Regions from separate parts of the Homo sapiens genome. Here region 2 is linked to region 1. Evidence: read pairs that join two places in POLR2A ChIA-PET (ENCODE). Cell type or tissue: MCF 10A. All regions are shown on one strand. Each heading gives the region's core, and the rest is flanking DNA. Links, peaks and the distances in the headings are about the cores only.

Region 1 (2,925 bases), core at 331-2,830:
TTTTCCTATTTGACATTTCATATAAATGCAATCATACAATATGTGGTTTATGTCACCGACTTTTTAACTTAGCATTATGTTTTCCAAGTGTATTTATTTTGTAGCATGTGTCAGTAATTTTTATAGTGGAGTTATAGTCCATTGTATGAATATGCTATTACCTGTTTATCCATTCATTTGTTAATGGAAATTTAGGTTATTTACAGTTTCTGGCTATTATGAATAATGCTAGTAAATGCTAGTATAAACTTTCATATACAAGTTTTTGTGTGGCTATACATTTTTCAGTTCTCTTGGGTAGGAGTGAAATTGCTAGGGTCATATGTAATTCTATGTTTAACTTTTTTTTTTTTTTTTTTGAGACGGGGTCTCGCTCTGTTGCCCAGGCTGTAGTGCAGTGGTGTGATCATAGCTCATTGCAACCTCAAACTCCCGGGCTCAAACAATTTTCCTGCCTAGGCTTCCCAAAATGCTGGGATTACAGGTGTGAGCTGTGATGTCTTGCCACTGTTTAACTTTTTGAGGAACTACCAAACTATTTTCCAAAGCACCTGCGCACATTTACAATCCCACAAAAACGTTAAGGGTTCCCATTTCTTCAGATCTTTATCAACATTTGTTATTTTTCATCAAAGTCACCTTATTGGGCATAAAGTCGTATCTCACTGTAGTTTTGATTTTCATTTCCCTGATGACTAACGATTTTGAGCATCTTTTTATGTGCTTATTGGTCATTTTTGTATCTTCTTTGGATAAATATCTAATCAATCTTTACACATTTTAAAATTAGATTGTCATTATTGAGTCATAAGAGTTCTTTATGTATTCTACATAGAAATCCCTTATTAGATTTATTATTTGCAAATATTTTCTCATTCCATGTGTTGTCTTTTTACTTTCCTAATGATGTTCTTTGAAGCACAAAATATTTTCTGATAAAATCTAATTCATATATTTTCTTTTGTTACTTGTCATTGGTGTCATATCTAAGTAGCCATTGTCATTTGGATTTAATCCTACAGATTCATCTAAGGGTTTTATAATTTTAGTTCTTACATTTAGGTTGTTGATCAATTTTGATTTAATTTTTATACATGGGATCAAGTAGAGGTCCAACTTCATTCTTTTGCGTATAGATATCCAGTTATTCCAACATCATTTGTTGAGAAATCTGTTCTTTCCTAAGGAACTGTCTTGGCATCTTTGTAGAAAATCAATTGATCATACATGTAAGGGCTAGTTTCTACATTGTCAATTCTATTTCACTGACCTATATGTTTAACTGTTTTGAGAACCTCCAGATAAACCTGGGTTTCAGTACCAGAGTAGCTAGCAACGATGCCCCAGTGGGAAATGAAGGGGAGCTGGACATGGGTATATACGGTATGCCTTTCACTGGATACTTCTTTTACCTGGCAGATGGACTAATGCCTAGTTGCACAATTCATGACCATATGGTTTCTCACATGGAAAATTTGTTTATATTGGCAGATGCCCTGTGGCTCTTGTCTGACTCATATCCTGTTTATGCCTTCCTGGGAGCCTGACCTTGTGTTCCAACAAGGGTCCCAGAGAAGAGCTGGCCCAGGGTAGCCTCTATAATTCTTCAAATGGAAGGTGCAAATTCATTGCACTACCACAATATGAAATAAATTCAAATATTTTTACTTACAAATCCTGGGCAGGGAGGGTATAATGAGACAGAAAGGTAGTCCTTCATTCTGGCCCATGCAAGACAGGAATGAAGAGGCAGGCAGAGAGAGAAAGAGAGTGAGCATAGCAAATAGCAGTATACATAAAAGAATAGAATGTGAGTTACTTTAAGTTTGCGGGCAAATGCCTGAATGATCCCTTTAAAGGAAGCTGGGGGAAAGCAGGGAGCCCTGTTAGCTAGGCAGGAGAGATGCCTTTAAGTTCTTGTGTCTGGCTACCTGCTTGATCCACTTGGATGTGGTGATTTGGGTGTGGTGTTTTACTTCTAATGCCTAGGTGAAATCAAATTGGAAATTAAAAAAATATTTGAAATGAATGATAATAGTGACATAAGTTATCAAAACCTCTGGGATACAGCAAAAGCAGTGCTAAGAGGAAGGTTCATAGCATTAAATGCCTGTATCCAAATGCACTTTAGAATCAGCTTTTCATATTTGCTAAAAAAAGAATGCTCAAATATTGATAGGGAGTGTGTTGAGCCTATAGATAAATTTAGTGAGTTGCCATCTAACAATATTTAGTCTTTGAATTGATGAACATGGGATGTCTCTCAATTTAATTAGGTATTCTTTAATTTATTTCAACAATGTATCATAGTTTTCCACATACAAATCTTACAATTCTTTTTAATTTTTAATTATTTTTTTTTTTTGGAGGCAGGGTCTCACTCTGTCACCCAGGCTGGAGTACAGTGGCACGATCATGACTCACTGCAGCCTCAACCTCCTGGGCTCAAGTGATCTTCCCACCGCAGCCCCCTGAGTAGCTGGGACTACAGGCACGTGCCACCACTACTGGCTAATTTTTCTTTTTTTTTTTTTTTTTTTGGTAGAGACGGGGTTTTGCCATCTTGCCCAGGCTGGTCTTGAATTCCTGAGCTCCAGTGATCATCCCTCCTTGGCCTTCCAAAGTGTTGGGATTACAGGTGTGAGCCACTGTGCCGGGCCTACAATTCTATCGTTAATTTTATCTTAGGTATTTTATTCCTTATGATGCTATTGGAAATGGAATTGTTTTCTTAATTTTATTTTTAGAATGTTTATTGCTGGAGTCTTGTAACCTTGCTGAGCTCATTTATTAGATTTAATAGTTTTTAGTGGATTTCTTAGGATTTTCCATATATACAAGATCATTTCATCTGAGAATGGAGATAGTTTTAATTCTTCCTTTCTAATCTGGATACCTTTTTCTTCTTTTTCTTGCCGAACTTGA
Region 2 (2,925 bases), core at 203-2,702, 140 kb before region 1:
ATTCAGAGGAAAAGTTACCTTATTTAAGTAAACGAAACTATTCGGACTCCTCGTGGTAGGGATAATATGGAAAATGTTAGAAATATAGAACTTTAAAGCTGAAAGAGCCTTAGTCATTTTGTCTAAATGCCTTCCCCATTTACCAATGAGGAATTAGATCAATAGAGATAGAATAACTTCTAAACACCAATTTGTGGCAGAACAGATAAAACTTTAATCATTCATGAAACCAAATATTAGTTCACAGGATTGAGACAAAATGCAGTGTATTTGACTTGACCAGAGAAGCAAGACTCAGGTTCTGGTTCCAGCTTTTTCTCTTTTACTATAGACAAAACATTTAACACTGGACTTCTTGTTACTCTCTTTGGAAATAATATCTCTTCTAACAAGCTGCTGGGTTTTTTTGTTTTCTTTTTTTTCCTCTTGCTCTTTCACCCCGTCTGAAGTGCAGTGGCTCAATCTCTGCTCACTGCAACCTCTGCCTCCAGGGTTCAAGCGATTCTCCTGCCTCAGCCTCCCAAGTAGCTGAGATTATAGGCGCCCACCACCATGCCCGACTAGTTTTTCTATTTTTGGTAGAGACAGCGTTTCACCATGTTGGCCAGGCTGGTTTTGAACCCCTGACCTCAAGTGGTTGGTCCACCTTGGCCTCCCAAAGTGCTGGGATTACAGGCGTGAGCCCTGGCACCCGGCCTCAAACTGCTATTAAAAAAACAAAAACAGCTATGATTGTATACTTATATAACACGTTAGTTTTCTTTTTTTTGGTTTTTTTGTTTGTTTGTTTTTTTGAGATGAAGTCTAGCTCGTGTCCCCCAGGCTGGAGTGCAGTTGTGCGATCTCGGCTCACTACGACCTCCGCCTCCTGGGTTCGAGCGATTCTCCTGCCTCAGCCTCCCGAGTAGCTTAGATTACCTAAAATTACCTAGAAAAAAATATGAAACAGTGTACAGTACCCAGCAGTCAGGTGTCAGTGCTCAAGATTTTTATTAAGAGTGACGATCTGAAGTGCAAGCATTTACTGAAATGGAAATGATACTGCACAACATTTTATTTGAAAATTAACATGTTATAGGCCGGGCGTACTGGAGGCCTTACATAGTAACCCAGGGGTATAAGGATATAAAGTTGCATTTTCTCATACAACTCCACTTCCTTTTTTACGTTAAGGTATTATATTCCCTAAAGAGCCTTGTTCTTCTCTATACTTAATACTGCATCAACTCCAAGAAGCTCTTAATTAAAAGAAGATCATCTGGGCTCTTAAGTTGCATTAAGTTAGCAAAAACTACTGCAAAACTGTGACGATTCATAAGATTTTTTTTAAATTCATTTAACAGATGTTAAAATGAAACTGTACTTCACAGAGTCAGTGAAGTACACAGATCTTAATTCATTGTTTAGTAACTTTTGTGGATTGTATAATGCTTTGGCTTCTATTTCAAGTTTTCTTTTTTAAGGGGGAAAGATACTGTTGTCATTTTGAGAAAGGTAGATGGCACTTTTTGTTTTCCTTGTGTAAGAGAAACGGATTGTTATGAAAGCTTTGAACTTTCCTGGAGTTCGAGAGTACACTGGTCCTCTAAGTGCGGTCTCCAAATCACGATGATCAGCATCACTTGTTGGAACTTGTTGGGAATGCAAATTATCAAGCCCCACCCCAGACCTTTGTGATCTAAAAGCCCTCCAGGTGATTCTGATCCACACTGAAGCACGAGAACCACTGACCTTAGGAACTGTTACCTGTTCCTTTGCTTCCGTAGAGTGAAGTAAAAAGTGAGGAACTCAGAAGAAACCAAATTATCTCTCTTTTAGAGTATTTTTTCAGGAATCTTTACCGTATTTATCCTGTGTAAATTGTTTTCTCTGACTGTATCTGTACTAGACTTGGCATGTTTTCTCCTCTTTACAGTTCAATCTTTGTAGAGCTGTTTTCTTGCCAAATTTCAAAGAAAATATTTTGTTGGCTGAAATCCTTGTTTTCATAGATCAGTTGGTTTAGAGCCAAGTTTTGCAACACAGCCTGAATGAAATTGCTTTCAACTTTTAAAATGTCTTGAAATTGGTTGAACTAAGGAAAAATAATCCTAAGAATTTACCTTTATACTATCTTTCCCTGTTAGTCTTTTCATTTTACGTTTTTGATTGCTAGAAATACTTGATTTTGGTGTCTTTTAAAAAAAAATGTATGTATTCGGCTAAGTAATTTAATTGAGCTAAGGGCTTTAAAAGGTCTTTGGTTATTGTATATGTATTTAAAGATTTTGACAGCCCAGAATTAGGTGATTATAACAACTCTTGAGTTAAAATAACTGGTTTGTTTTTAATAGTAAAAGTTGACTTTATTCAAGATCCTGGTTGGAAACTTGGTGTTACCCATCTTGGGAAGAAGGGACATTTTTGGAACTATGCTTGGAAACATAGAATTTAAATTTTTTCCTAAATAGTGGTTCTTTTTCATTTCTGTGTGTAATAATTTATTTGTTTCACAGTAGCAACACAGATGAGCTTAAAATATTTTTTCTTATCCTTTGCGTTTATTAGTTTTAGCTTTTTTTTTTTTTTTTTTGAGATGTAGTCTTGCTCTTGTTACCCAGGCTGGAGTGCAGTGGTGCCATCTTGGCTCATTGCAACCTCCGCCTCCTGGGTTCAAGCAATTCTCCCGCCTCGCCTCCCGAGTAGCTGGGATTACAGGCACCTGCAACCACGCCTGGCTAATTTTTTTGTATTTTTAGAAGAGATGGGGTTTCACCATGTTGGCCAGGCTGGTCTTGAACTCCTGACCTCAGGTGATCTGCCCAGCTTGGCCTCCCAAAGTGCTGCGATTACAGGCATGAACCACTGCACCTGGCCAATTTTAACTCTTCTATGTAGGTAAATTTTGGGTTAACTAAGGAACATTTACCAATTTGGTTAAACTTA

The links. Peaks named below come from ENCODE experiments on the same cell type or tissue, not always from the same donor. Only the 100,000 strongest peaks of a DNase experiment are listed, where the experiment ranks them.
Region 2: POLR2A ChIA-PET joins it to region 1 with 14 read pairs; 1 of 35 experiments calls an interaction of 5 or more read pairs at or near these places.

What each region holds. Positions count from the first base shown.
Region 1 is chr5:163,648,277-163,651,201 of GRCh38, forward strand. No RefSeq gene overlaps it. Among named protein-coding and RNA genes, the nearest start is that of MAT2B, 140 kb to the left of the region's middle. In MCF 10A, for the core only: no CTCF peak of the experiment used is centred there; a DNase peak (open chromatin) is centred at 1,475.
Region 2 is chr5:163,507,841-163,510,765 of GRCh38, forward strand. All of the region lies in intron 1 of MAT2B (methionine adenosyltransferase 2 non-catalytic beta subunit), which reads left to right. Among named protein-coding and RNA genes, the nearest start is that of MAT2B, 3.7 kb to the left of the region's middle. In MCF 10A, for the core only: no CTCF peak of the experiment used is centred there; DNase peaks (open chromatin) are centred at 1,631 and 1,941.